4 separate regions of the Homo sapiens genome follow, and all the other regions are linked to region 2. A link is an interaction called in ENCODE POLR2A ChIA-PET data of the cell type or tissue named here. Cell type or tissue: Caco-2. All regions are shown on one strand. Each heading gives the region's core, and the rest is flanking DNA. Links, peaks and the distances in the headings are about the cores only. Region 1 overlaps CRCP (CGRP receptor component). Region 2 has its middle 12 kb from the start of LINC00174. Region 3 holds the start of LOC100996437 (a long non-coding RNA gene). Region 4 overlaps TPST1 (tyrosylprotein sulfotransferase 1).

Region 1 (7,781 bases), core at 1,732-5,731, 270 kb after region 2:
AACACACAAAATCATCTTGTGTGGTCATCTCTTAGAAATGGGTAAATTCCTTTTTGAGATGAAGATTTAATATTTCCCAAATTTGACTTATTATCTTAGTAAACAAAACAGGGACTAAAAGGGGCAGGAGTTAATACACAGAAATACAGGTACAGTGCCTCTGCCCTGAAAGCACTTAACCCAGCTGGAGAAAGAAGACAAATACATGTAAATTTTCACAACAAAAGATCTGAGTGACAGTTAGATATAGTGATCATCTGCCTCAAAGAAAGAAACAGATCATTGCTGAAAGGGTGGCTGAATCATGTGGACTCTGAAAGACTACAGAACTTCAGAGGAGATCAAATGACTGCAGTGACCACCCCTGTGCAGGCAACAACTTCTACATTTCTCTCTCAATTTGACCCTGGGGCTGCATATCCATCTTTCCAATCAGCTCAGTAAGTATTTATCGCATTAAAGACCTTCTGGAGTGAAAACATGAAGAAGCCACGACTCCTGCAGCCATGTGTTGGGGGAAGCAGAACACTTACCCACTCTCCCTGAGCCTCAGTTTCCTCATCTGTGAAATAGGAATGATAACAGTACTTAACTATCTTATGAGAGGATTAACAGGGATGAAAATCTTTCCAGAGGCCGCCACTACCATTTATTGCTTGCTTTCCATGTGGAACTACATCAAATCCTCAGATTTCACTGACACTGAGAGAGTAAATAACTTGTCTACAGTTGCAAAGCTAGTAAATGGCAGAGAAGCTCCTGTTCTTGGCCATCTGCTTCTAGTGTACATGTGATAATGGATGGAAAGTGTCATAATGCCATCTGTCTCACGATAGTTTCTCCATAAATGGCAGTCATTATTAGGGCAGTTCTAGTCAATTTCTACTGCTTGTAATCCCCCAAATGTTTACTCTAGACTCAAGGAGGGAGACTCCACAGAGATGACCCTTGCACTAGATCCTGATGGCTTTTCAACACAAAAGGGATGGGAGGGACAGCCAGCCAGGGCAGGAACAACACAAGGACGTGCCCAGAGGAAAGAAAGCTCCCGGAGTTTTAGGAAACAGCTAGAGAGGGGTGGGACATGGGGTGAAAGAGTCATTTGGGACAAGATCGAAAGGGCCCTGACTATCAAGAGGCTGGGTGTGACTTGGTCAATATAGGAGAGCAATCAAGGAAGAGGGGCATGCTCTGGCTGGTGCTGGCAGCGATTTGGGAAGACCCAAGAAAATGGAGGCAGACAGTGAGGAATGCATTGTAACACCCCCTGGGTGAGTGAGAGTGAGTTATGAAGTTGGCCAGCAGGAGCAGGCATGCCAGTAAGCGTCTAAACACGTGAAACACTTCCCGTCACCCTCAGGTAAAGTCAACAGGACTTGACAACTGCCTAGATTGGGTAGGATCAGGGAGGAGGAGTGAGGGAACAGATAGAGTCAAGGTTAGGTTGTTTAGAAAAAAAATACATTATTTAACATGAAATTTGAGTTTGTAGTACCTTTATAACTCTGAAGAGGCTTCTGTCAAAAAGTGTGTCTAGTTTGGTCTAAAACTAAAGGAAAAAAACCAGCACTAGATTTATTTGCAAGGAGTTACATGAAACCATGGAGTGGATATTATGGGTCCAGAGACCAACTGTGGAGTGAGTGAAGACCAGGACAGAACACCATAAAGTGCCTCCATTTAACGGGCCAGGAGAAGCCAGGCACGGTGGCTCACATCTGTAATCCCAACACTTTGGGAGGCTAAAGTAGGAGGATCACTTGAGGCTGGGAGTTCAAAAACAGCCTGGGCAACAAAGTGAGACTCTGTCTTTACAAAAAATAAAAATAAAACAATTAGCCAAGCATGGTGGCATACACCTGTAGTCCTAGCCACTCAGGAGGCTGAGGCAGGATTGCTTGAGCCCAGGAGTCTGAGGCTTCAGTGAGCTATGATCACACCACTGCACTCCAGTCTGGGAGACAGAGCGAGAAAAATAGGTTGACTGTGTCAATATAGAAGTCACTGTATTTGCCAACCAAGAGGTCATTGGTGGCCTGTGCAGTTCAGTGGAATGACAGCTGTGCTGACAACTGGACTCTGAGGACTGAGGAATGATTGTGGAGGAACGAACCTCTTGATAACACAGAAGTAAAAAAGCAGCTCCAGCCGAAGGAGGGAGGGTCTGGAAGGAGAGTGGAGAATGGCCACCGGCTGGGGAGACAAACACATGGAGAGGCTGAAATTCCAGGAGGGAAAAGTAAAGACCCTCAGAAACTGCTGCCCAAATCTCCAGCAAAGGGGCTCATGTTCCACTGAGACCACGGTGAGGGGAACCAGCAGCCAATCGGAAAGGACTGGAAGGGAGATGAGTTCATTCCGGTTAGTTTTCTCAGTTCCCGTCTGAGAGGTCTCCACGTGAAGAGGGAGAAGAGGGATCGCAAAGACTAAAAGCTACAGAGGATAGGTAACGAGATGACCAGAAGATCAGCAAAGACATTCACAACCGCTCCCTGAAAAACTCCAACTCGAGGTCAAACCACCAAGCAAGTTCCCTGTCCTACACCCAAGGAGCTGAGCACTGCTGTGGTCACAGCAGGCCCCCATGCACTCCACACTCCAGTCTGGGGTGGTGGAATTAAGGGGGTCAGCGCACAAACATTCCCTGCTGGCTTCAGAACCAAGCCACTTTCATTGTCTCTACCTTCTTCCCTTGCTTCTCAACTCCCTGCACCCTAGCTCTTGCCCAAGTGATCACCAAAAGTGTTCTTGCTTCAAGGGCCTGGTGCCTCCACACGGACAAATCCAGCGGCTGCTCCTCGGTCCTACTCCATCTGACACTGCTGATCATTCCCTCCTTAAAACTGCCTGCCCTCGGGGCTTCCATGACACCTTCTCTTTCAATTCTTTCCTGATCCGACTCTCCCTTCTTCATCTCCTTCTGGATTTTCTCTTCTCCAGAGAGGCTCTGGCACTCTCATGGTGCTGACTTTCATCCTCTGACCCTCCTACTGACGTCCTCACCCAGGCCTCAAAATCTCAGCTACCACTACAGGCTGTAACCAAGAAGTCCATGCTTTCTGGAGACAGAGAGAGGAGAAGGACCAGAGAGCAGATCAGAGGCGGGGACGGGCAGCAGGGTGGGCGAGGTGGGAGAAGTGCACGTGGTTAATGACTATGAAAAAATAGAAAGAATGAATAAGATCTAGTATTTGATAGTCCAACAGGGTGACTACAGTCAACAATAATTTAATTGTACATTTAAAAATAACTACAAGAGTATAACTGAATGTGTTATGCTCACAAATATAACAAGAGCTGCAAGTTCCCAGAGGAGCCAGGCCCAGCCACAGTGAAGAAGCCTGCCGCTCCCTCTTCTGGCTGTTGGACAACAACGCTGCCTGAAGCGTTAACTCTTGGCAGAGTCATGGAAACAAGCAATTAATCAAAGGGTTGAGGTTAAAAGGATTAGAAAGCCTTTTAAAAAGATTTTAAAAAATCTTCGATTTTAGGATCATTAGTGGAAAAAAGGGAGCTAAGATCAATCCTCCTTGAATACTACAGTCTGCTTTAAATTTATATAGATCATGGCCAATCACGAATCAGCTTGCAAGACAATGCCTATGTATTTGTAGGTTTTTTGAACAGTATTTGTCCATACTTACAGTAGAAAAGATGTTGGGCTTAGGAAGCAATACATTAGCCCAAAGAGATGAAAAGAGGCCTTAAAAATCAACTGTTAGCACTTCTGCTACAGGAGAAGATGGAGGAAGCCCACGAAAGCCTTTCTCTCTCCACAGATTACAGTGAAAAATTTCGACACAGCCGGGCGCAGTGACTCATGCCTGTAATCCCAGCACTTTGGGAGGCTGAGGCGGCGAATCACCTGAGGTCAGGAGTTCGAGACCAGCCTGGCCAACATGGAGAAACCCCGTCTCTACTAAAAATACAAAAATTAGCGGTGATGGCATGCACCTGTAATCCCAGCTACTCAGGAGGCCGAAACAGGAGAATCACTTGAACCCAGGAGGCGGCAGTTGCAGTGAGCTGAGACTGTGCCACTGCACTCCATCCAGCCTGGGTAACAAGAGCAAGACTCCAACTCAAAAAAAAAAAAAGAAAAGAAAAGAAGAAATCTCCAGACAAAAAAACAAAAAAAATACCCGACTCTGAAAAGCAAACAAAAGCAGGTGGTCTGGGAGGGAAACAAAACCTGAGAACCATTTGGGGTGGAGGATGGATGTGAGTTTCTTGGGGCTTTTTCCCCTTTTCTCTCAGGGCCTCAATCCTGGTGCAGCTGCGGTGGCCCCACAAGCAGCTCCAACTCCAGGAGAAATCCAATCTTTCTCGCCAGGAGACTGAGAAAGGCTGGAGACCCAGGAGGAGCTCACAACTCAAGGGCAGCCCCCCAGGTGGGGACCAGCAACAGGCGTAGCCTGGAAGGGAGCCCTTGCTGTCCAGAGTGCCCAAGAGTCATTTTTCCCTTTTCCCTTTTCTACTTTCCCTGCTCTGCTCCAAGGACAGCTCTAGTAACAACAGGTGGGCAAACCTTTGAGAGAAACTCGGAACTTGTGGCTACAGGACCCAAAAGGGGGTATCATGTGGGCCAGAGGGTAGGAGCAGGGAAGTTCCAGAGAGGAGAGCTAGAGAAGGGGACTCCTCCAAATTTGAGTATCAATCAACACAAATTCTAGATTCACCTGAGCTGTTTATGTGCAGAACAGCACCAAAACAGCAAGCATGGAACAGACCCAGCACAGCAAAGACCCCAAGTGAGAAGGGAGCAAGTTCCACCGCCAGTCCAGTCCCATATGCAAAGACCCAGAGTGGGTTTCAAAACCAAATGACACTGAAATCCTTGCCCCGGAAGGCAAGACCGACTTGAAGTCTGAACCTAATTGGATTGACAGCCTCCTAAAACACAAACCAGAAGCTTTTAACAGGACCCAGAGTCTAAACAATATAATACTCAAATGTCCAGGATACAATCTACAATTACCTCGACCACGAAAATACGACTCATTCTCCAGGGAAAAGATAATCAACAGATGCCAAGCCCATGATGACATGTTAAAATTATCAAGATTCTAACTATTATAATAACTGGGGGAAAAAGTAAACATTCCTGAAATGAATGGAATAATACAAGTTCTCAGGAAAGAATAGAAGTTATAACAAATAACCAAATGGAAACTTTAGAATTGAAAAATACCTGAAATGAAAAATTCACTGGTAGGCTTGATAACGGAAGATGCCAGAACAATCTGTGCATATACAGACAGATCAACAGAAATTATCCCATTAGACTCTGAGGCTGCAGTGAGCCTGAGGGTGCCACCGCACTTCAGCTTGGGCAACAGAGTGAAACCTTATCTCTACTAAAAAAAGAGACAGGAAAAAAAAGAGAAATTATTCCATTTGAACTACAAATTTTTTTAAAAAGGAACAGAGCCTCAAAGACCTGTACAGCAGTATCAGAGGTTTACCAGTTGTGTTTCTGGGAGCTGAAGAAAAGGAGGAGAAAGAGATTGGGATAGAAAAAATATTTCAAAAATAGCTGAGAACTTCACAAATGTAGTAAGAAACATAAATTTACATAATCAAGAAGCTCAGCAAAAATAAACTGGGGAAAAAAAAGCTGAAATATATCATTATCAAATTATTGAAGACCAAAGACTTGAAAATCTTTTTTGAAATTTATTTAAATTTTTTTTTTTTTTTGAGACGGAGTCTCGCTCTGTCCCCCAGGCCGGAGTGCAGTGGCGCATCTTGGCTCACTGCAAGCTCTGCCTCCCGGGTTCACGCCATTCTCCTATCTCAGCCTCCCGAGTAGCTGGGACTACAGGCGCCCGCCACCATGCCCAGCTGATTTTTTTTTTTTTTTTTTTTTTTAGTAGAGACGAGGTTTCACCGTGTTAGCCAGGATGGTCTCGATCTCCTGACCTCGTGATCTGCCAGCCTCGGCCTCCCAAAGTGCTGGGATTACAGGCGTGAGCCACCGCGCCCAGGCTAGTGAAGTGAAGCAGTAGGAGTAGAGGGGGATAAAAAAAATCTTAACAGCAGCCAGAGGAAAATGACACATTAGGGTTAGAGTGATAGCGGATTAAAATTTTTTTTTAATTAATTATTTTTCAAAATATAGAGATGGAGTCTCACAATGATGCCCAAGCTGGTCTCAAACTCCTGGCCTCAAGTGATCTTCCCGCCTCAGCCTCCCAAAGTGCTGAGATAATAGGCATGAGCCACTGCATCCAGCCTGATCACAGATTTCTAATCAAAAACTGTGACAGCCAGAAGTCACTGAAATGACATCTTAAAAGTTCTGAAGGAAAAGATCAATCAACCCAGTGAAATTATCCTTCAGGAATGAAAGGAAATAATGACATTCTCAGCTAAATGAAAATAAGAGAATTTGTAGCCAAGAGACCTGTTCTCAGAAAAGTGCCAAAGGCAGTTCTTCCTGGTGAAGTAAATGATAAAAAGGACGCAGGGCACTTCAGGAATAGAGAGGAAAAGAAATGATGACAAAAAGACTATTTTTGTTCTCTTAAGTTCTTTAAAATATGTAAGAATACAGAAAGTCAATGTAAAAACACTACTAATAGTATGCAGATTATATGTTTCAATGTATGTAGATTATATGTTATAAATACAACCATAACACAAAAAGAAGGTAAAGAGACTTATATACACCAACTGGTAAAATATTAACTCTGGACTATAAATGGTCAGGCATGCATATTATTAACCCTACTAGTAACCTAGTAGGGATCCCTTCAGTAACTACTAAAAACAAAAATAAACAAAAAGATACAGCCAAAAGGCTACAAATCTTTTTAGCTTTATAGATATAGAAAAAGCAAGTGACAACATTCAACATCCAATCTCAGCAATCTGAACTTCCTAAACCTGGTAAAAGACATTCATGGAAAACCTAAACTAGCATCATACTTAATGGTGAAGGACTGACTGTTTTCCCTTAATATCAGGGACAAGATGAGGATGTCTGCTCTCACCACTCCTACTCAACATCATCCTGGAGGCCCCAGCCAGGGCAATGAAATAAGAAAAAGAAGGAAAAGCCATACAGATGAGAAAGAAGTAAAACTCTGTTTGCAAATACCACGACTTTCTGCACAGAAAATCCTAAAGAATACACTAAAAAAGTTCCTAGAACTAATAAGTGGATTTATCAAGGCTGGAGGGCATAAGATCAATATAAAGTCAGCTGTACTTCTATATCAGCAATCAACAACTAGAAATGAGCACCATTTACAATAGCACGCAAAATTATGAAATAGGTATAAATCTAAAAAAATTTGTGCAGAACCTGTATGCTACACTGTTTTCATGGACTAGAAGGTTCAGTATTGGCGGGTTGTTTTTTTTTAACCTTTGACTGATCTTAAATTATTATTATTATTAAATTTTTTTTTGAGACAGTCTCGCTCTGTCGCCAGGCTGGAGTGCAGTGGCGCAATCTCGGCTCACTGCAACCTCCATCTCCCAGGTTCAAGTGATTCTCCTGCCTCAGCCTCCCGAGTAGCTGGGACTACAGGCGCCCCCGTCACCACACCCGGCTAATTTTTTGTATTTTTAGTAGAGACGGGGTTTCACCATGTTGGCCAGGATGGTCTTGAACTCCTGACCTCGTGATCCACCTGCCTCAGCCTCCCAAAGTGCTGGGATTATAGGTGTGAGCCACCGTGCCCGTCCGATCTTGAATTATTAATATTGTCAAGATGTCAATTCTCCCCCAAAACTGACCTATAGATGTAAGGCAATCCCAATCAGAATCTCAG
Region 2 (5,732 bases), core at 1-4,000:
AGATCACGCCACTGCACTCCAGCCTGGGCGACAGAGCGCGACTCCATCTCAAAAAAAAAAAAAAAAAAAAAAAAACACACACGCACACACACACACAAAATTAGCCGGGCGTGGTAGTGGGCACCTGTAATTCCAGCTACTGCGGAGGCTGAGGTTGGAGAATTGATTGAACCCAGGAGGCAGAGGTTTTTATACTTGCTAGGCAGAACTTAATTAACAATCAATTAGGAAAAGATATCGAAGCAGTAAACTGAAGTCAGGGTGAAAAGTTCTGTTGACCAAACATGGATTCTCTCCTTCTAGAACCAAGTTACAGTTGGAGTTACAGAAAATACTTTGAACAGGTCCTTTGGTATCCTGTAGGAAATCAGACAAAAACATAGATCAGTTACTTTCTTTTTCTTTTTTGACACAGTGTCTCACTCTGTCGCCCAGGCTGGAGTGCGGTGGCCAGATCACCGCTCACTGCAGCCTCCACCTCCTGGGCTCAAGCGATCCTCCTGCCTCAGCCCCGCAAGTAGTGCGGACTACAAGCCCGCGCCACCATGCCCAGCTAATTTTTTGTATTTTTGTAGAGACAGGGTTTCACCATGTTGCCCAAGCTAGTCTGGAACTCCTCAGCTCAAGCGATCCGCCCACCTCAGCCTCCCAAAGTGCTGGAATTAAGGGCCCCTGAGCCACGGGGCCGGCCCAATTACTTTACTCAGTTTGAGCATTAGCACTGGAAGAAAAGCTGTCACTTGCATATATATTTTTTTAAAGACATGATCTCACTCTGTCCTGTCACCCAGGCTGGTGTGCAGTGGCGTAATGTCGGCTTACTGTAACCTTAACCTCCCGGGCTCAAGCAATTCTTTTTTTTTTCTTTTTGAGACGGAGTCTCGCTCTGTCGCCCAGGCTGGAGTGCAGTGGAGCGATCTCGACTCACTGCAACCTCCGTCTCCCGGGTTCAAGCAATTCTCTGCCTCAGCCTCCCTAGTAGCTGGGATTATCGGTGCCCGCCACCACGCCCGGCTAATTGTTGCATTTTTAGTAGAGACGGGGTTTCACCATCCTGGTCAGGATGATCTTGTACTCCTGACCTCGTGATCCACCTCCCTTGGCCTCCCAAAGTGCTGGGATTACAGACGTGAGCCACCACGCCTGGCCCGATCGCTTTTATTTTTAATAAGATGTTTTCTTCGTTTCCTAGCCCCTTCTACCACCCTACAAATTTCCAAAGATTTTAATGTTGCTGCAACAGCCATCAGATGTCAAGCTAGGGGGTGCAGCTCCCTAATGCGGGGCAGCCTCAGAGGGGGCCAACCCTGCCCAGTATGAGCGGCGCTGGGCGGCAGGGGACGCTGCTGTGGTCCCCGGTACCTGGCTGGGTTAGGTGTTGGGGGCCGCACCTACACAGCCTCAGGTGAGGCGAGTGCGTGGCAAGGACTGCAGCTGGCTCTAGCGGGCTTGTGCTGTCCATTGAGGAGCTTCTGCGCCACCTTGTGCTTGTGCCCGCTGGGCGCCAGCAGGTTGGTGCGCAGCGCGTGCTCCAGTAGCGTCAAGCCCTTGCTGCGCCCAACGCGCAGGTAGTAGTAATCCAGGCAGTGGTAAAGCTCCCCTTGTAGCTTATTGTTGCCTGCCGCCGGGTCCGAGCCTGCAGAAGCTGACAGCTGCCTGTGGCCACCCGCCTGCGCATGCGCGCTTCTGGAAGACCCAGGCCCCCCTCCCCCGCAGCCCCGCCTCGAGTTCCGATTGGGCGCACCTCTGGTGACGTCACGGGGACGGGCGTTCGCCGAAGGCGCGTGTCTTCGGCGATGTCACAGCACCGGGCCTTCCGCGACGTCACAGTGACGGTACAGTGCCTGGAGCTAGGCTGTTTTCTCCTTAGAGTGGAGCTTGGTAACCGCGACCTCCCTGCCAGGTCCTTTGTGTTGCTGTCTGGAGATGGGTAGTTGACAAACTCCGACCCAGCACTGTTTCTGTGGGTCAAAACTAGAAAACTATGTCTGGATGCGGCCGAGGCGGAAGGATCCCTTCAGGCCAGGAGTTAAAGAGCAGCCTCAGCAACGTGGCGCGACCCAGTCTCAGTAGTTTCACCTCAACTTCCCAGCTCCTTGAACCCCAAGGTTCAAGGCTGCCATGAGCTGTGATCCCATCACAGCACTCCGTCCTGCGAGACTGAGGTAAACCATGTCTAAAAAAATAAAAAAATAAACTATCCAACTGTGCAACAGGGAGGGACTGCTTAAAGAAAACATGAGGCTGGCTGGACTCTATAATCCCAGCACTTTGGGAGGCCGAGGGGGAGGATGGCTTGGTCTAAGGAGTTCGAGACTGCCCTGGGCAACGTGACGCAACCCCGTCTGTAGAAAAGTTTCAAAAATTAGCCAGGCGTGGTGCACGCTTGGTGTATTTTTTTCCCCCCCGAGACGGAGTCTCGCTTTTTCGCCTAGGCTGGAGTGCAGTGGCGCGATCTCGGCTCATTGCAAGCTCCGCCTCCCGGGTTCATGCCATTCTCCTGCTTCAGCCTCCCCAGTAGCTCGGACTACAGGAGCCCGCCACCAAGCCCAGATAATTTTTTTGTATTTTTAGTAGAGTCGGGGTTTCACCGTGGTAGCCAGGATGGTCTTGATTTTCTGACCTCATGATCTGCCCGCCTCGGCCTCCCAAAGTGCTGGGATTACAGGCGTGAGCCACGGCGCCCGGCCTGTTGCATCTAGTTTTACTCAAGCAAAGGCTGTGGACTTCCTTAGTTTACACTGATGTATTCTAGTTTGCATCTGAAGTGTACTCTGAGGATGCTGACTTCCAGATAGCCATTTTTGGGTCAAGGGAAGTTAAAGTCTCCTGAGTATAGTAGCCATACCACCTAGAGAGCTTCCTTTTAGTTTGCTTAAAAAATGTATTTTACCTTAGTTTTCTTACATTAGGTGGGCAAAATAAGAAAGAGCAGAAGGCCAGGCGTGGTGGCTCATGCCTGTAATCCCAGCACTTTGGGTTTCTGAGTCAGGCGGATCACCTGAGTTCAGGAGTTCGAGACCAGCCTGGCCAACATGGTGAAACCCCATCTCTACTAAAAATACAAAAATCAGCCGGGTATGGTGGCATGTACCTGCAATCTCCACTACTTGGGAGTTTGAGGCATCAGAACTGCTTGACCTCAGTAGGCGGAGGTTGCAGTGAGCCGAGATTGCACCACTGCACTCCAGCCTGGGGGATAGAGCAAGACTCTGTCTCCAAAAAAAGAAAAGAAAAGTTTAGGGACACTCAGCAAAACTATAAGGCCTAGAATTGGAAACTGGGAATTACTCTGTTCGTAGATAATTTCTTTTCAAGATGGGCTAGTGGAGTTTCTGAGCAGCAGCTATGTTCTCCTTTCACATCTTCAGGTTTTATGAGGTTACCTTTCCCCCTCTGAGTGATCAGATCTGCCTCACAGTCACTCATGGGAGCCCTTGATCTCGACAAAATAGACCTTGAGTAGCTGAGTTCAAATAACTGAGGTGGCAAGAGGGGATCGGCTTCTTGGTTCGTGTATATATATATATTTTGTTTTGTTTTGTTTTAATGAAAGAGAGAAGCAGTCTCAAGGTCAGGATAACTCACCCTGATGTTCTCACTTTTCAGGGATTGTGCTGCATTCTGACTTAGATTCTGCCATCAAAAACAGAATGCCCTGATCCTTAGAGGCAGAGGCAGCTCTTCAGCCTATGGGGTAAGTAACCAGGGAATGGAGTTCTCACCAATTCTTATTTTCTATGCTAAAAGTTTTACTTTAAGATTTGGGCCTGGCTGGGTGCCGTGGCTCATGCCTGTAATCCCAGCACTTTGGGAGGCTGAGGTGGGAGGTCAGGAGATCACGAGGTCAGGAGATCGAGACCATCCTGGCTAACATGGTGAAACCCTGTCTCTACTAAAAATACAAAAAATTAGCCGGGCGTGGTGGCGGCAGCCTGTAGTCCCAGCTTCTCCGGAGGCTGATGCAGGAAAATGGCGTGAACCCAGGAGGCGGAGCTTGCAGTGAGCCGAGATCGCGCCACTGCACTCCAGCCTGGGCAACAAAGCAAGACTCCGTCTCAAAAAAAATATATATTTGGGCCTGCTTCTTTTTTGTGTGTGTGTAATGGAGTTTCACTCCTGTTGCCCAGGCTGTAGTGCACTGGTACTATCTCAGCTCACTGTAACCTCCACCTTCTGGGTTCGAGGGATTCTTATACCTCATACCTCAGCCTCCTGAGTAGCTGGGATTATAGGCATCCACCACCATGCTCAGCTAATTTTTGTATTTCATAGTAGAGACAGGGTTTTACCATGTTGGCCAGGCTGAAACGCCTTACCTCATGTGATCTGCCCACCTTGGCCTCCCAGAGTGCTGGGATTACAGGCGTGAGCCACCGTGCCCAGCCTAAACTGCCCAATTTTAAGGGGACAATTGGGAAAACAATTGTTTAAAAAGGCAATGAAGGCGTTGCCATGACTGTGGTTAGCAGTGTGAAGATCCTAGAAAACCTGCGTGAACTCCTGGGGGCTCATAGTCTACTGCCTGGTCAAGAGCTTTAGAAAACTTGGATGTACATGTTAGGACACCAGGTTCTGAAAGCTCTCAGGGTTGTATAAACTTCTATATTAAGTTCCATGATGCTCGATGGGTAGTCCCACATTTAGACACGCTATTGCTATTGCTGCTTCTTTCCTTATCATGAAAAGAGAAGATGCAGATAATACCTGAAGCAGGAAGACAAAGGGGAGATACTGAACTTGTCATCTAACTTTGGGTGCCCCTCATGCTTCGTGTTTCCCATTGAGCCTCATTTATCAGTGACACAGGGAATGGTCCCTTTGCTCTCCACTTTCCCTGTGGCTGCCTGGAGGTAGGGGAGGCAGATCATGTCACTTGCCGACATTATGTTGCTGTGGATTCGTTGGAGCGACAGGAACAGGAAATTTTCCTGGTGGTGTATGTATCACTGGGGCTCACAGGGGTACTTTTTAGTCTTCTCACTGGCCTCTGTGATTCTGTGACCCTGGTTATTACATGTTCAGAAAGTGTCAGCTTATTTGAAAGTGATACTCTTCTTTTCTATTTAAACATTGCCAAAGACCATCACACTATTTTTTTAAATTGAAATATTTTTTTATTTTTTATTTTTTGGAGATAAGAGTCTTGCCCTTTCATATGAACATGAAGGGACTCATAGTCCTTCACCTGTTGTTGGTCTTTAATTTGATAACGTATCAGTAAAGGGTTATGTCTGAATGAATTATAGAAGTTTAGGACCTAAAAAAGGAAGGTCCCAGAAACTGGGCTTTGGTTTATTTTTACTACTACACTTGCTATCGAAACCAAGCAGGTGACTTCATTTCTCTTGGATTCAGCTTTCTCATGTGTCAGGATGGGAGAGGAAGGGAGGCGTTGGGATAAGTGTCATTCCACTGTCTGTACTTCAAATCTGGCTAACACGTGTGGCAAATACTTAGATTTGTTGACAGAGGTTTCCTGGAGTGCTGTCTTGAACGATTCTGAACAGGCTCAGCAAGAAAGTATGTTTCAGTTTTAGGTGTATCTGTCATGGAGAAGGAAGTAAGGACTGGGGAGCACTCACAGCATTCCTGGGGCATTCCTGTCCATTATTTCAATACCTGGTGCTGATGTTTCCTGTCTCTTGTCAGGAATCCTGTCTACTGTGTGTCTGATGACATGAACTTACTGAGTGCTGCTTAGTTGCATCATAGACACCACCTGTCTTTGA
Region 3 (7,781 bases), core at 1,955-5,954, 240 kb before region 2:
AAGATTTTATTGGTAATTTAATCTTCTTACTAGTTATACGTTTACCCATATTTTCTTTTTCTTTTTTTTTTTTTTTTTTGGAGACGAAGTCTCACTCTTGTCCCCCAGGCTGGAGCACAATGGTGCGATCTCAGCTCACTGCAACTTCCGCCTCCCAGTTCAAGTGATTCTCCTGCCTCAGCCTCCTGAGTTGCTGTGATTACAGGCGCCTGCCACCACACCCAGCTCATTTTTGTATTTTTAGTAGAGAAGGGGTTTCACCATGTTGGCCAGGCTGGTCTTGAACTCCTGATCTCAGGTGATCCGCCTACCTTGGCCTCCCAAAGTGCTGGGATTACAGGCACGAGCCACTGCACCTGGTTGGTTTACCCATATTTTTTATTTCTTTGTGATTCAGTCTTGGTAGGTTTGTGTTTCTAGAGATTTGCCATTTCATTTGGTTATTCAATTTGCTGGTGTACATATGTTTATAGTATTCTCTTACGATAACCTTAATTGTTGTAAAGTCACAGTAACGGCCTCATTTTCATTTCTGATTTTGGATATTTGAGTCTTCTTGTGTTTCTTAGTCAATCTAGCTAAAAATTTGTCAATTTTGCTGAACTGTAAAAAAAACTTTTAATTTTATCTATTCTCTTAATTTCCTTTATTTATTTCCACTCTAATCTTTGTTTCTGGTATTCTGCTAGGTTGGGGTTAGCTCTTCTTTTTCTAGATCCTTTAGAGGGTATAGTGAGGTGACTAATTTGAGATCTTTCTTACTTTTATTTTTTATTTTTATTGATTTTTTTTGAGATAGAGTCTCACTCTGTCACCCAGGCTGGAATGCAGTGGTGCTATCTCGGCTCACTGCAACCTCCCTCTCCCAGGTTCAAGCGATTCTCCTGCCCCAGCCTCCCAAGTAGCTGGGATTACAGGCCTGCATCACCATGCCTGGCTAATTTTTGTATTTTTAGTAGCGATGGGCTTTTGCCATGTTGGTTAGACTGGTCTTGAACTCCTGACCTCAGGGGATCCTCCCGCTTCAGCCTCCCAAAATACTGGGATGTTGGCATGAGCCACCACTGCTGGCTTTCTTATTTTTAAAGGTAGATGCTTACAGCTAAACATTTCCCTCTGAACGCTGCTTTAACTTCATCCCATAAGTTCTGGTATGTTGTGTTTTCATTTTCATTCATCTCAAAGTGTTTTCTAATTTCCTGTATGATTTCATCTCCAACCAGTGATCAAGAGTGTGTTTATTTTCCATATATTTGTGAGTTTTCAAGTTTTCCTTGTTACTGATTTCTAGTTTCATTCCATCGTGATTAGAAAATACTTAGTATTTTGCATACTTTCAAACTTTTAAAACATTAATATTTGTTTTGCAGCCTAATACACTGTATACTCTGGACAATATCCCACACGCTCTTGAAAAGAATGTGTATTTTGCTGTTGTTGGGTTGGTGTCTGCATATGACCATTAGATCTAATTGGATTATCATGTTGTTCAAGTGCTCTCTTTCCTATTGATCTGGTCTCTGTATTATTAACATTGAGGTAGTGAGGTCTCCAATGATCATCCTGAAACTCTATTTCTCCCTTTAATTCTATCCTTTTTTACTTCATATGTTTTGATGCTCTGTTGTTAGGCACATATGTTTTAAATTATTATATTTTCTTGTTGGATTAAACTTTTTATCAGTATAGAATTCCCTTGTCTCTCATAACCATTCTTGGCTTAAAACCTATTGTGCCTAACATGTGGCCACTCCTGGTCTCATTTGGTTACTTTTTTTTTTTTTTTTTTTTTGAGATGCAGTTTCACTCTTGTTGCCCAGGCTGGAGTGCAATGGCGTGATCTTGACTCCCCACAACCTCTGTCTCTCGGGTTCAAGCAATTCTCCTGCCTCAGCCTCCTGAGTAACTGGGATTACAAGCAGGTGCCATCACAGCCGGCTAATTTTTCTGTTTTTAGTAGAGACACGGTTTCACCATGTTGCTCAGGCTGGTCTCAAACTCCTGACCACATGATCCGACCGCCTCGGCCTCCCAAAGTGCTGGGATTACAGGCATGAGCCACCACGCCCAGCCAGAGAGACCCATTTTAACCACACAGGGACCCAGCTAAAAACCCTTCCCTGGTTCTGTCACCATCAGATTAAAGCCTAAGCTTCTAGATCTCTGTCCTGCACTTTTTCACTTTAATAACGACCCTCCAGGCTCAGTAGCTGATGCCTGTAATTTCAGCACATTGGGAGACTTGAGGCGGGAGGATTGCTTGAGTCCAGGAGTTTGAGACCAGCCTGGGCAACACACCAAGACTCCATCTTTACAAAATATTTAAAAATCAGCTGGGTGTGGTGGCACGCATCTGCAGTCTCAGCAACTTGGGAGGCTGAGGTGGGAGGATCCCTTGAGCACAGGCAGTTGAGACTTCAGTGACTCGTGATCGTGTCACTGTACTCCAGCCTGGGTGACAAAGTGAGACCCTCTCTCTCAATAAATAAATAAATAAGCACCTCCTTGTAGTTACTGGCCTCCTCTCCTTTGATTCCCCTCATTCCACCCTGTTAGTCTGAATGTTACTCATTCTTCAAGACACATGCAGAAAGTATTCCCCGATCCCTTCCAGGCTCCACGCCCGACAGCACGGCCTAAATGCCCGACTCCCTCCTCGGTGCTCCATCTTAGCTCACACTCCTTACCACACTGTTTTGAAAGTATCTTGACTGTCCCTTCTCCTCAACTGGCTAACTTCTAGAGAGTAGAAACATGACTGCTTGGAAGGTCATTAAAAATTCAAATCCTGAACATTTCTTAATCCTGCAGATATGAATCAGTAACTCTTAAAAGCAAAATGTTATTTATCATTAAATATTAACAATATAATCACATTTTCTTGCATCTCTGGCAAGTTTCTTGGTACAACAATTTTAAGGAACGGACTCTTTAACAGCAGTTAAAGCTGCGCGATAGCTGACGCCTATAATCCCAGCACTCTGGGAGGCCGAGGCGGGAGGATCGCTTAAGGCCAGGAGTTTGACACCTGCATGGGTAACATTGTGAGATCCCATCTCAAAAAATATAATAAAGAAAAACAAAGCAGTTCTAGGTTTAGGGGGGGAAAGTAGCTCTCCAAGCCAAAAACCAACTCCCAAGGTGCTCCGGTAAACTCGTCCTGGGAAAATTTCCTATTTAATCTCAAAGGCAAAACGAGTCCACGGGCGCCCACGACACATTTCCCAACCGCAAGGACTGGTCACCCGCGCTGAGACACCGCCAGCTGCCTATGACCTAGCCTCCAAAGCGGCAGAGTCCCTCCCTCTCTCTCCCTAAACTGCCGTGATGGACATCTCTCGGCTCTCCTCCCAGACGGTTCGGAAGTAGGGACTTCTGCTCCTAACCCCAGCCCTGCAGCCTCGCCCTCAGCCACGGGGTGGAAGTCAGGACCACAGGCTTCAAATCCCCTCCCAACTCCGGGACGCTTCTGTCCCCCCAGGGCGACGGGGGATCAAGTCCCGGCGCCCCTGTCGCGGCCAAGAGCTGTGGTCTGGGTCCGAGCGTCCCAGCTAGGCGCGTTCCAGAGAGGTCATGGGAGGGGCCCCGCGCGACCACAAATGTTGCTTCGGAGCCAGCGTCCTGGACGGGGAAGTGAGAGCCGGGACGAGGGGAGCCGCCGAAGAGGGAGGCGGCCGGGAAATGCTCCGCGTCAGGCCTTCAAGGGCTTGTCCGGGCGCTGGAGATGCCGGCAACGAGCACGTTAGACGGAGAAGCCGCGCACTGTGAGGATTAAGGGAGCCGAGGGCGGCCTGGAACTGGGAAGGCGGAGCTGACGGGGCTGGAATGTGGGACGAAGGACAGCGGGAGGCACCGACGCGCAACTGCCCCAGCCGCGCGGAGGGCACGGACCGACCGCCCCGCCGCCCACGGCCCGAGACGCCCGGCCGCCCCGCTCCCGTAGCTGAGAGCCGCGACGCTCTTACACCAGTCCGTCCGTTCCGTACCTCGCCCGCGGCTTCGCCGACATCCACACAGCCGCTCGCCCGCGTGGCTGCAGTAGGTCTGGTCTCCGTTGTCCGCTCCCGCCCCACACACACCCTCCTGCTAGCCCCGCCCCCGGCGCGGCCTGCGCACGCACGATACGCAAGCCGTGCAAACGTCACTTCCGGGGCCTTTGGCTCTTCACCGGAGGAAATGTGAGCCGGATCCAAAGGGTCGAGGGGACTGGGGTGCCCCCGTGACGTCTAAGAGCAAATAGAAGAGGGCGGCCTCCAGGCTAAAGCTAGGGCACTGGGGAGCCCCGGAGAAGCCTGCCTTTCCTAGTCTGTGGCTCAGTCCCTGCTTCCGGCTTCCGGCGCGCAGCAGCGGGAGAGCGACGCTGGCCCCCTGGCGATCCTGGCGCTGCGACCGCGGTGGTAGCGCGAATGGGAGGTGGAGCGGAGCCACTGCGCCGAGGGACGCTTCAAAAACTCTTTGAGTTTCAGCCCTTCGCGGATCCGAGGATGTGACAGTTGTTCGAGTTAAAGGGTCTTAAGGCGATCGGTTGATCCAAAAGCAGCTGAATCTTTAGAAGACCCACGCAGGAGGATTCCTTGAGGCCAGGAGTTCGAGACCAGCCTGGGCCACAAAGCAAGATCACTGTCTCTACAAAAGAAATTTTACTTGCTGGGCGCGGTGGCTCACGCCTGTAATCTCAGCACTCTGGAAGGCCGAGGCGGGCGGATCACGAGGTCAGGAAATCGAGACCATCCTGGCTAACACAGGGACCCCGTCTTTTCTAAAAAATACAAAAAATTAGCTGGGCGTGGTGGCGGGCGCCGGTAGTCCCAGCTACTCGGGAGGCTGAAGCAGGAGAATGGCGTGAACCTGGGACGCGGAGCTTGCAGTGAGCCCAGATCGCACCACTGCACTCCAGCCTGGGCGACAGAGCGAGACTCTGTTTAAAATAAACAAACAAATTTTACAAATCACCCAGGCATGATGGCGCGCACCTGTGGTCCCAGCTACTGGGGAGGCTGCGGTGGAAGGATCGCTTGATAGCCCAGGAAGTTGAGGCTGCAGAGATCCCTCCACTAAACTCCAGCTCCGGTGACAGAGCAGAGCGAGACCCTGCCCTCCCCTCCCCCCACAAAAAGCATAACCGAGACCCAGAAGTGCAATAAATTAGCCAGTGTCACAAAGTATTAATGGTTGAGTCACAAATTGAATCCTGTTGACGTGATTCCCATGTAAGGAATGTGAAAAACAGTACCTAAATACTGACTGCTCTGCGTCCTGGATGCCATCTATGGCGTAAGGTGCAGTCACAGCAAGAAAAAAAAGAAAATACTATGCTGTGGCTGTGAGATAGGCCTGGGTTGGAATCCCAGCTTTGCTAATTATCGCTGCTGTGTTTTTGGACAGGTTGCCTAATTTTTGTCTTTTTTTGGTGGGGGAGTCTCGCTTTGTGGCCCATACTAGAGTGCAGTGGTGCGATCTCGGATCATTGCCTCCTAGGTTGAAGGGATTCTCCCACCTCAGCCTCCCAAGTAGCTGGAATTGCAGGCGCCCACCACCACGCCCAGCTAATTTTCTTGTATTTTTAATCGAGACAGGGTTTCACCGTGATGGCCAGGCTGGTTTCGAATTCTGACCTCAACTGATCCGCCCCCCTTGGCGTCCCAAAGTGTTAGGATTACAGGTGCCCGCCACCACGCCTGGCTAATTTTTGTATTTTTAGTAGAGACGGGGTTTCACCGTGTTAGCCAGGATGGTCTCGATCTCCTGACCTTGTGATCCGCCCGCCTCGGCCTCCCAAAGTGGTGGGATTACAGGCGTGAGCCACTGCGCCCCGCCAATTTTGTATTTTTAGTACAGACGGGGTTCCTCCATGTTGTCAGGCTGGTCTCAAACTCCTGACCTCAGGTGATCCACCTGTCTCAGCATCCCAGGCATGAGCCACCAAGCCCAGCCTCATTTGGTTACTTTTTGCATGGAATTTATTTTTTCATTCTTTTGTTTTCAATCTCTTTGTTTCTTTGTATCTAAAGTGAGTCTCTTATAGACAGTATATGGATGGATCATGTTGTATTTTATTTTACTTATTTTTTTTACATTTCCCAAGGCTCTGTCATCCACCTTTTCATTAAATCATTCTACCAATCTCTCCTGGGCTCAGGTGATCCTACCACCTCAACTGCCTGAGTAGCTTGGACTGCAGGCACATGCCACCGCTCATGGCCTATATTCTTCTTCTCTTTTTTTTTGGGTGGGGGGGTGGTGCTTAAACAACAGAAATTTATTTCTCTTGGTTATGGAGTCTAGAAATCCAAGTTAAGGGCTGGGCGCAGTGGCTCACACCCGTAATCTCAGCACCTTGGAAGGCCAAGGCAGATGGATCACCTGAGGTCAGGAGTTCCAGACTGGCCTGGCCAACATGGCAAAACCCCGTCTCTACAAAAAATACAAAACTCAGGCATGAAAAACCAAAAGAAATCCAAAATCAGATCACAGAATTGGCAGGTTTGGTTTCTCCTGAGGCCTCTCTCCTTGGCTTATAAATGGTCACCTTTTCACTGTGTCCTCACATGGCCTTTTCTCTGTGAACATGCATTCTTGGTGTCTGTGTGTGTGTCCAAATTTCCTCTTTTTATAAAGTCACCAGTCGAATTGGACTAGGGCCCACCCTAATGGCATCATCTTAACTCACCTCTTTAGAGACCCTATTCCTAAATACAGTCACATTCTGAGGTATTGGAGTTAGGACTTCAACATATAAATTTGGTGGGGATCACAATTAAGCCTATAACATAATCATAGTTACTTAAAAAATAAATAACATGGTGATATAGAATAAGCAGGCAGGAGCGAGGGTTTGGGAGCCTAGGGAGAACCTGGTAAGATGGCACCAAGTTGACACCATAAGGGACTGTGAGGGTGAAGCCACCTGGGAAGGAAGAAGAGAAGGAAGATGCCAGACAGTCCTGGAGGTTAGGCAGGACTTAAATGACTTTGAGACTGGTCACTCATCCAAATATGAAAACTCTCGGGACTCAGAAAATGATAGGACTAAGCAAAAATCCAGCACCAGGGCGGGTGGCTCATGCCTGTAATCCCAGCACTTTGGGAGGCCGAGGTGGATGGATCACCTGAGGTCAGGAGTTCGAGACCAGCTCTGGCCAAATGGTGAAACCCCATCTCTACTAAAAATACAAAAATTAGCTGGGCATGGTAGTGCACACCTGTAATCCCAGCTATTCAGGAGGCTGAGAGAGGAGAATCGCTTGAACACGGGAGGCAGAGGTTGCGGTGAGCTGAGATTGCGCCATTGCACTCCAGCCTGGGTGACAAGAGTGAAACTCCCATCTCAAAAAAATAAAAAGGCAGCACGAGTGCAAATGTTTTGGCTTCTTCTTGTGTAGCTCATCTCATATCTCCCAGTTAGAAACTTTCCTTGTAATGTAGAATCCCTATTGCTGGGATATAAACCTGTATCCTCCTGTTCTGTCCCCAGGGAAGAGATGTCACAAGTCTGTTCATTCATTAGAGTACTATTATTTATCTTTTCTGTAGACTTATTTTCCGCAAGTTGTTTTGGCTTCTTTTCTGTAACTGGATCTGGGTAACCTGACAGTGCAGAACCAGGCCCTGGGCTTCAGCACAGGGACATGCCGAGGCTCGGGACACAGACACGTCCCCACTCTGCTACCCACTAGCCTAGGGACTCAACTGGGCTAGTTAGTCGGCTTTCTCAAACTCTTCATCTGGAAAACAATGTTAGATTCTGGTTAAATTTAGCTCTGAATATGATCATATCTATT
Region 4 (7,781 bases), core at 2,299-6,298, 180 kb after region 2:
GTCATAACTTATAATCAATAATTGAAAGCTTGGTACAGGCAGGCAGCTGTTCCTTTGAGATTATCTACATAAGAAATCTATTTACTATACAAGTTCTATACAGCAAAAAAAAATTAAGCAGATATTCCTTGGTGAAAGTAAGAAGGGCACACAAGGAAAGTATTTTTTACAGGTGTTATATATTACTTTGATAAAAAGTATATATAACACCTTTTATATTTCTTTTTATATATGTATATATAACACCTTATATATTTCTTTTTTACAGGTGTTATATATTACTTTGATAAAAGAAAAAAAACAAAAATAAAATTTAGTTATAGCCAACTCTTCTTCATGAAGAGATGCTACCTGAATTTAATAGTAGTTTCCATTTTTATATCCTCATTCCAGGTATATAAGTCATCAAGACAGGTTAGAGGGTATACTAGTTGTCACTTCATAAGAAAAGAAGCAAAATGCTAAAAATCATCATTTGAGAAGTTTTGAATCCAAGGAACTTCTTGTATGGATTAGGCTTCCAAATTTTGGAGATTCTCTAGCCTTTTGTAAAAAATAAGAGAGGTTATATCCTTCAGATGACAAAGGAAGCACAACACGTAGTAAAATGCCACGGAGAAAAGCACGACCTCATTGAGACCAAGGCACAGATTCGAATTCTGGCCTTGCCATCTAAATCTGAACAAATCGTTTTAATCTTACTGTGACTCAGTCTTCTTGTCCATAAAATGAAGAGATTAGGTTAGACGAAGCTTTTATTTTTCTCTACCACTAAAAATTTCAAAATGCTTATAATTCACTATGTGCTCATTAACATGATATATGCACTTCCTGATTTTAACCTTAATCCACACAAAAGCCAACTATCCTCATTAACAACAATATCTAGAAATTAGAAATCAGAAGCCACTAAAACTGAATGATTGGCATTAAGGTCTGAGACCCTGAAGAAGGCTTTTCACCGCCTGTAAGGTGGGTTTGTATCCATCAAACAAATAAAGAGGGCCACGATATATAAATGAAAAAATGAAGTATAAATAAGTGAACATCTGTAATAAACTAGTAGAGAATTAATAAAAAAAGAAACCTCATCAATGAAGCTGTATCTGTTCCAGAAAAGGTCTTCAGTTTCTATATATACACACAGGAACATACACACATATATACATAAAACACATACATACATATGTATAGATCATTATTAGCTAAATATAGAGTCAAAATAAAAAACGTATCTTCTACTCACTTTGACAGAGACACTCCCCCAGCTTTCCCAATCATCTCTTCATGGTGCAATACTGAGTGGTTCCATGGAATCTGGAGGAACTTTAAGAGTGTTCTCATCCACCGTTCAGGATGTAAGACAAGTTGTTCATAGTGAACCAACATGCACTTTTTATAACCAACCTCCATACACTGGTTATACATGGTCTCTATAGCACGATTCCACTTTGTCAAACAGTCCCTATAGCTGTTCAGATCAAATCCAGCTATAGTAACTTTTCGAGAAATCATTGAATGTACTGATGCCCGGCCATCTCGGACCATCAGGAGAAATTTGGCATTGGGGAATAACCTAGAAAGGTAAGTTAAAGATTTCAGGGCAAAAGGATCTTTATTACATAAATAAGGGGCTGGCTCCCCATGCTTAACGATAATTTCTAGTAAGAAGGCTTGCATGGCAGAATCCAGCACTTCATCAGTAACACCAGCCTCATCCAGGCGGATCTTCTCTTTACTTGACCGTGACCACATCTGCTTCAGGGCCAGGATTCGGGGAATGACCCTGGTTTCCTCTCCACAGCGAATGTCAGGATGTGCGTCCAGCATGGCCCTCATGAGTGTGGTTCCACTCCGAGGCACACCTCCAATAAATATTAAAGGCATATCTTTGTGATAGGCAAAGGTTTTGTTGGCTTTGAGGTCCAGGCCAGTTCTCACAGTGGTCCTTGTGCTCTCCAATTTGACTGGCTGGCTACGTTCCTCTATCCGGTGATGGCATTCCATGGCATGCTGGCCCAGGTAAAACACAGTCACAGAACTAATCACCAGACATGCCAATAGTAAGTTCTGCTTCAGCTTTCCAACCATCTTGATGTGGTTATCTTGTTATTAAACAGATATTTTGCTCAAAATGATTTTCGGAAAATGTTCAGGCCATGGACAGTCTACTTCAGAAAGATAACCAACATCTAGTAGAGAAAGGAAAAGGTTATTTATCATTACATTGAGATTGCTTACAAATCAGTCACCAGTTATCACCACTGCATTTTAGGTAGAAAGAAGCTGAAACAGTCTTGGATTCTTTGATATTCTTAAAACAAAATTGAGACCGGGCGCGGTGGCTCACACCTGTAATCCCAGCACTTTGGGAGGCCGAGGCGGGCGGATCACGAGGTCAGGAGATGGAGACCATCCCGGCCAACACGGTGAAACCCCATCTCTACTAAAAAAAAATACAAAAAAAATTAGCTGGGCATGGTGGCGGGTGCCTGTAGTCCCAGCTACTCGGGAGGCTGAGGCAGGAGAATGGCATGAATCCAGGAGGCAGAGCTTGCAGTGAGCTGAGATCATGCCACTGCACTCCAGCCTAGGCAACAAAGCAAGACTCTGTCTCAAAAAAACAAAACAAAACAAAACAAAACAAAAACAAATGAGTAAAATTTGTTTTACTCAGTATATACAGTATATACAAATTTGAGTAAAAATAAATCAATGTTTATAATCAGAAACAGCTTTTGTTAATGAAGTAATTTTGAAGCTATGTACCTGGTAAAGAATGGAAAATAAATAAAACTATTTCTATCAGTGAGTCAACCAAATATTTAATAAGCCCAAGAATGTCTGGAGTCCAACCCAAGGCTGATCTCTGCTATTCAGACTTGCTTTACCTCCAAGCAGTCATTATCTCCACATTCTAACAATGAGAAATTATAGAAGAAATATGAAACAACTTCCAAATCTTTAACAGAGATTCAGTTTATTATCCCACAATTTATTTAGGTACTACAGACCAGATAGGCTCGACTGAGGACCAACTTTGAAAAGGAAAACAGTATAGTAACTTCTGCTGTTGGAAAACAAAGCCTTTTGACAGACAGATATGTAAACAATAACAATAAAATGTGATGAGTGCCTCCGTGGAAATACGCAAAGGGACAATGGGAGCATAATGAAAAGGAGCATGTAATTGACCTGAGGAAGCTGTAAAAGTTTTACAGAAAGTAGGAAGGAAGGACCAGGTGCAGCAGCTTACGCCTGTAATCACAGCTCTTTGGGAGACCGAGATGGGAGGATCATTTGAGCTCAGGAGTTCGAGACCAGCCCACACTGAGACCCTGTCTCTTTAAGAAAGAAAAGACAGAGGGAGGGATATTCTAAACCAAAGGAACTTGTGTGCAAAAGCACAATGGCAAGACAGAACACAGCATAATTAGGTGACAGGAAGAAGTTTAGGAAAGCTAGTGTATAGGCTGCAAACAAAATTGTATGTATAAGTATCTGTGATCTAATCCTCAGAAGGACAGGTAAGATCTGGACACAGGAAGCACTCCATGCTGCAGGTACACTATGACCAAAGACATGGATGTGCAAAAGCAGAAGCATGTATATGAAACAGCTGGAGCTGCTAGTTTAGCTAGAGCAAGGGTATACAGTGGGAAACAGACAGCAACCAGACTACATGTACACCAAAATAATTTACCCTGAATCCTCAGAAGGCAAGTGTGACAGTTAATTTTATGTGTCAACTTGGCTAGACTTTGGTGTCCAGTTGTTTGATCAAACACCAATCTAGATATGTCTGTGAAGGTATATTTTAGATGTGATTAACACTTAAATCAACAGATTTCTAGTAAAGTGGATTACCCTCCATAATACAGGAAGGCCTCATCTAACAGGTAAAGGCTTTAAGAGCAAAGACTGAGGTTTCCTGGAAAAGAACTACAACATAGAAACCCTGCCTGTGTGTCCAGCCTGCTACCGAGCAGAATCTGGAGTTAAGACTGTGGCAGGCCAGGTCTCACTAACGCAGGCCTCCATAACAACTGTTTCAGTACTGACTGAGTGGTTAAGTTAAATATTAAAAGCTAAAAAAAAAAAAAAAAAAGCCAGTGCTGTTATACAAAGGCTGGAATGTAACAAAAGCGCACCAAGAGTTTTGCCCAGGCCTTTCCTGGGCCTTAAAGCATGACAAAATAACGAAGGAATTCTTAACAGGACCCATTTAGGATTAAACAAGTTTTATTAGGGGTCTGAAGAAACTCCCCAGGCCTCCACAAACAAGTTTATTGGAGGTCTGAAGGAACTCTCCAAATCTCCGTGATTTAGCAGGAGATAAGATAAGGGTAATCACCCCAGAACCTAGACCCACTTAGATGAAGTAAACTTACTGAGGCTCCAGAAGAAGGGCTTCAGGACTCAGACTTTAGTTACAGATTAAAAGAAGTTAATCACTTACATCTTCAGATGAATGCACACTTACATGCAGACATATAGGTTAGAAGGTACATAAGCTCAGAAAAACTTTGTAATTTTAAGTCGGTCTGGTGATAATTTCCAGGCCTCCCTGTAACAGTTACAGAAATAAAAACTCTCTTCCTCCCCAGTTCATCTGCATCTCGTTATTGGGCCACAAGAAACAGCAACCCGACCCTCAGTTTGGTCCGGGAACAAGACTGCAACATCAACTCATCTCTGCCCAACTGCCCTGTGAATTTCAGACTTGAAAGCCCCACAATCGCATAAGTGAATTCCTTAAAATCAGTCTCTTTCTCTCCCTACCCCCGACCCCTCCCCATATACAGAGTGGGCATGCGCGTTACCCACCACTCTAAATTCAGTGAGATCCCTTCCAACCCACTAGCAAAGCAGCCAGTCCTAATGGTTTGCCTTACCCTGACTACTGGTTGTTTTTCTGTAAAACCCTAACACAGGGGTTTGGTTTTGTTTTTCTGGAGAACCCTAAGGATACAGTAAATATACCTGGGGAAATGACTAACTACACTAAAAAATACATTCTGAGAGGGAAGACTTCCAGCTACAGCCTAGTGAGAAGGTAGTTAATTCCTCTCCCCAAAAACCAATGATAAAGCTGGGTGAAATGGGCAAAACAACCCTTTCAGTGCTCTGGAAATCCACCAGAAGAATACAACAACCTGAGAAGCATTTATGCTTGAAAAACTGCTAAAAGGTGGGTAAGAACAATGAGGGTCTGTGTAAGGTTACTCCCACCTCATCTACTCATTCAGTAGGTACAGAGGTTCTGCAAGGCAGAGCAGGGCAAGGCAAACCATTAGGACTGACAGTTCACTGAGTTTGGAGTGGGGAAGAACGCACATGACCACCTGCACTGTCAGAGTAAGTGATGGAGCAGGTGGGAGGCGAGTGAGAGGGTGAACAGCTCTAGAAGGTGGAGGTTGCAGTCTGGGTGGGGCACATTTGTTGGCCAACCCAGAAGTGGCATGCAGGCACAGAGGAGACATGAAAGGACTGGGTGGAAAGTAAAAGACAGCAGATCTGAAAAAGCCTAAACTTTGTATGTGCTCCCTACCCACAGAGATCTACTGGCAGAGGACAAATGCCTTACTGGCTCAAGATGTCTGAGGCAACCACTGTCCAAGCACTGGGTGACCACTGATCACTAAGCTATGCAGACAGGAAGGCAACTCCTAGAAAGCCATGCTTAAAAATGAAAACAATTATAAAGTGTGTGCACACTTGTTTTTAAAAAAGCTTTATTGAAGTGTAATTTATATATAGTATGTGAACTTCCAAAACCTAAGACAGGTATCAGTTAATTTAGAAAGTCTATTTTGCCAAGGTTGGGGAACACGCCTGTGAAACAGCCTCAGGAAGTCCTGATGACCTGTGCCCAAGGTGGTTGAGATACAGCTTGGTTTTATACATTTTAGGGAGACATGAGACATCAATCAATATATGTAAGAAGTACATTGGTTCCGTTTGGAAAGGTGGGACAGCTCAAAGCAAAGGCAGTATATATACATTAAGTATATATACTTAAATAAAGTACATATACCTTACACTATATATACTTCATTAAAGTTGTTTAGATATAAACAATCCTAAAAGTGTGTGTGTGTATATACATATATATATGAGAGCAACATAAGCACACATTTAAATGACAAGGCAAATTTATAGAGACAGAGTGAAAAAGCAGGGATTTAAGTGCAAGCTTACATGAAGGAACTTTTTGCGGTGACTGAACTGTTCTAAAACTGAACTGTTGTCATAGTTGTACAACCCTATAAAATCTACTAAAAAATTATTGAATTACACCCTCATACTTGTGAAAGGAAAATAAATCTTGGGGCCCCCAAATCACTAAGCTAAAGGGAAAAGTCAAGCTGGGAACTGCTTATGGCAAACCTGCCTCCCATTCTATTCAAAGTCATCCCTCTGCTCACTGTCTGTCAAAGTATTTTTCTAGTAATGAATTCCTTTTTTTAAAAAAAAGCTGTATTGAAGTGTAATTTATATATATAGTATGTGAACCTCCAAAGTCTGAGACAGGTATCAGTCTCAGTCAGACAGATAGATGCATATATGATTGCCTCCTTTGGAAAGGCTAATCAGAAACTCAAAAGAATGCAACTGTGCGTCTCTCACCTATCAGTGACCTGGAAGCCCCTTCCCCGCTTCAAGTCTTCCTGCCTTTGCTTCGAGCTGTCCCACCTTTCCAAACGGAACCAATGTACTTCTTACATATATTGATTGATGTCTCATGTCTCCCTAAAATGTATAAAACCAAGCTGTATCTCAACTACCTTGGGCACACGTCATCAGGACTTCCTGAGGCTGCTTCACAGGCGTGTTCCCCAACCTTGGCAAAATAAACTTTCTAAACTAACTGATACCTGTCTCAGATTTTGGAAGTTCACATACTATATATATAAATTACACTTCAATACAGCTTTTTTTTAAAAAAGGAATTCATTACTAGAGAAGTACTTTGACAGTCTCAGTAGAATACACCAACTAAGAACTGGTTCTTATTTATTCATGTGTATACTCTTTTAATCATTCATTCAATATATGTTTGAGCACATAGTTTTGTGCCAGGCACTATATAAAGCTTCAACAAAGAATCACAAAGACTAGGTTGAGATTAAAATATCAGCTTAATAAGAAAAAACTGCAAAGAAAAAAGTATTAAGATAATTGGTGGCAATATAGCATTAAAATGTCTATGCAGGAGAATGGCGTGACGTGAACCCGGGAGGCGGAGCTTGCAGCGAGCCGAGTTCGCGCCATTGTACTCCAGTCTGGGCGACAGAGCAAGACTCTGTCTCAAAAAAAAAAAAAAAAAAATCTATGCAGAACATTGCATCCATTATGTTAAAAGACACACTTAAGATGATATCCTAATGTTCAATTCAAAAGGAGCCAGGTAGAAAGAAAAGGAAACAATGGCAAGAAAAGAGAATAATGTAGAAAACAGAGAAGAGTCGATCCTATTATACAATAACATTTTGGTTAAAGAAAGTAAAACCATATTACAGATTCAAAAAAAGAAAGCTTCCGGCTGGGCGCGGAGGCTCACACCTGTAATCCTAGCACTTTGGGAGGCCAAGGTGGGCAGATCATGAGGTCAGGAGATCGAGACCATCCTTGCTACGGTGAAACCCCATCTCTACTAAAAATACAAAAAATTAGCCAGGCGTGTTGGCGGGCACCTGTAGTCCCAGCTACTGGGGAGGCTGAGGCAGGAGAATGGCATGAACCCGGGAGGTGGAGCTTGCAGTGAGCTGAGATCCTGC

The links. Peaks named below come from ENCODE experiments on the same cell type or tissue, not always from the same donor. Only the 100,000 strongest peaks of a DNase experiment are listed, where the experiment ranks them.
Region 1: POLR2A ChIA-PET joins it to region 2 with 12 read pairs; 3 of 35 experiments call an interaction of 5 or more read pairs at or near these places.
Region 3: POLR2A ChIA-PET joins it to region 2 with 13 read pairs; 3 of 35 experiments call an interaction of 5 or more read pairs at or near these places.
Region 4: POLR2A ChIA-PET joins it to region 2 with 13 read pairs; 3 of 35 experiments call an interaction of 5 or more read pairs at or near these places.

Annotation. Positions count from the first base shown.
Region 1 is chr7:66,136,712-66,144,492 of GRCh38, reverse strand. All of the region lies in intron 4 of CRCP (CGRP receptor component), which reads right to left. Among named protein-coding and RNA genes, the nearest start is that of CRCP, 26 kb to the right of the region's middle. In Caco-2, for the core only: no CTCF peak of the experiment used is centred there; DNase peaks (open chromatin) are centred at 2,064 and 3,342.
Region 2 is chr7:66,409,580-66,415,311 of GRCh38, reverse strand. No RefSeq gene overlaps it. Among named protein-coding and RNA genes, the nearest start is that of LINC00174, 12 kb to the right of the region's middle. In Caco-2, for the core only: a CTCF peak has its summit at 1,333 (motif pointing right); a DNase peak (open chromatin) is centred at 1,721; H3K4me3 peaks cover 2,520 bases.
Region 3 is chr7:66,650,832-66,658,612 of GRCh38, reverse strand. It overlaps LOC100996437 (a long non-coding RNA gene), which reads right to left and starts at 4,094. Exons shown (of 4, transcript NR_110037.1): 1 at 3,987-4,094. It also overlaps a transcript of RABGEF1 not described here. RefSeq lists enhancers at 2,996-3,601, 3,602-4,207, 4,208-4,813 and silencers at 3,736-3,985, 3,996-4,065. In Caco-2, for the core only: no CTCF peak of the experiment used is centred there; DNase peaks (open chromatin) are centred at 3,382, 3,772 and 4,172; H3K4me3 peaks cover 2,808 bases.
Region 4 is chr7:66,234,736-66,242,516 of GRCh38, reverse strand. It overlaps TPST1 (tyrosylprotein sulfotransferase 1), which reads right to left. Exons shown (of 6, transcript NM_003596.4): 2 at 1,247-2,192. The coding sequence starts at 2,091. Among named protein-coding and RNA genes, the nearest start is that of TPST1, 33 kb to the right of the region's middle. RefSeq lists a silencer at 7,169-7,369. In Caco-2, for the core only: no CTCF peak of the experiment used is centred there; a DNase peak (open chromatin) is centred at 4,186.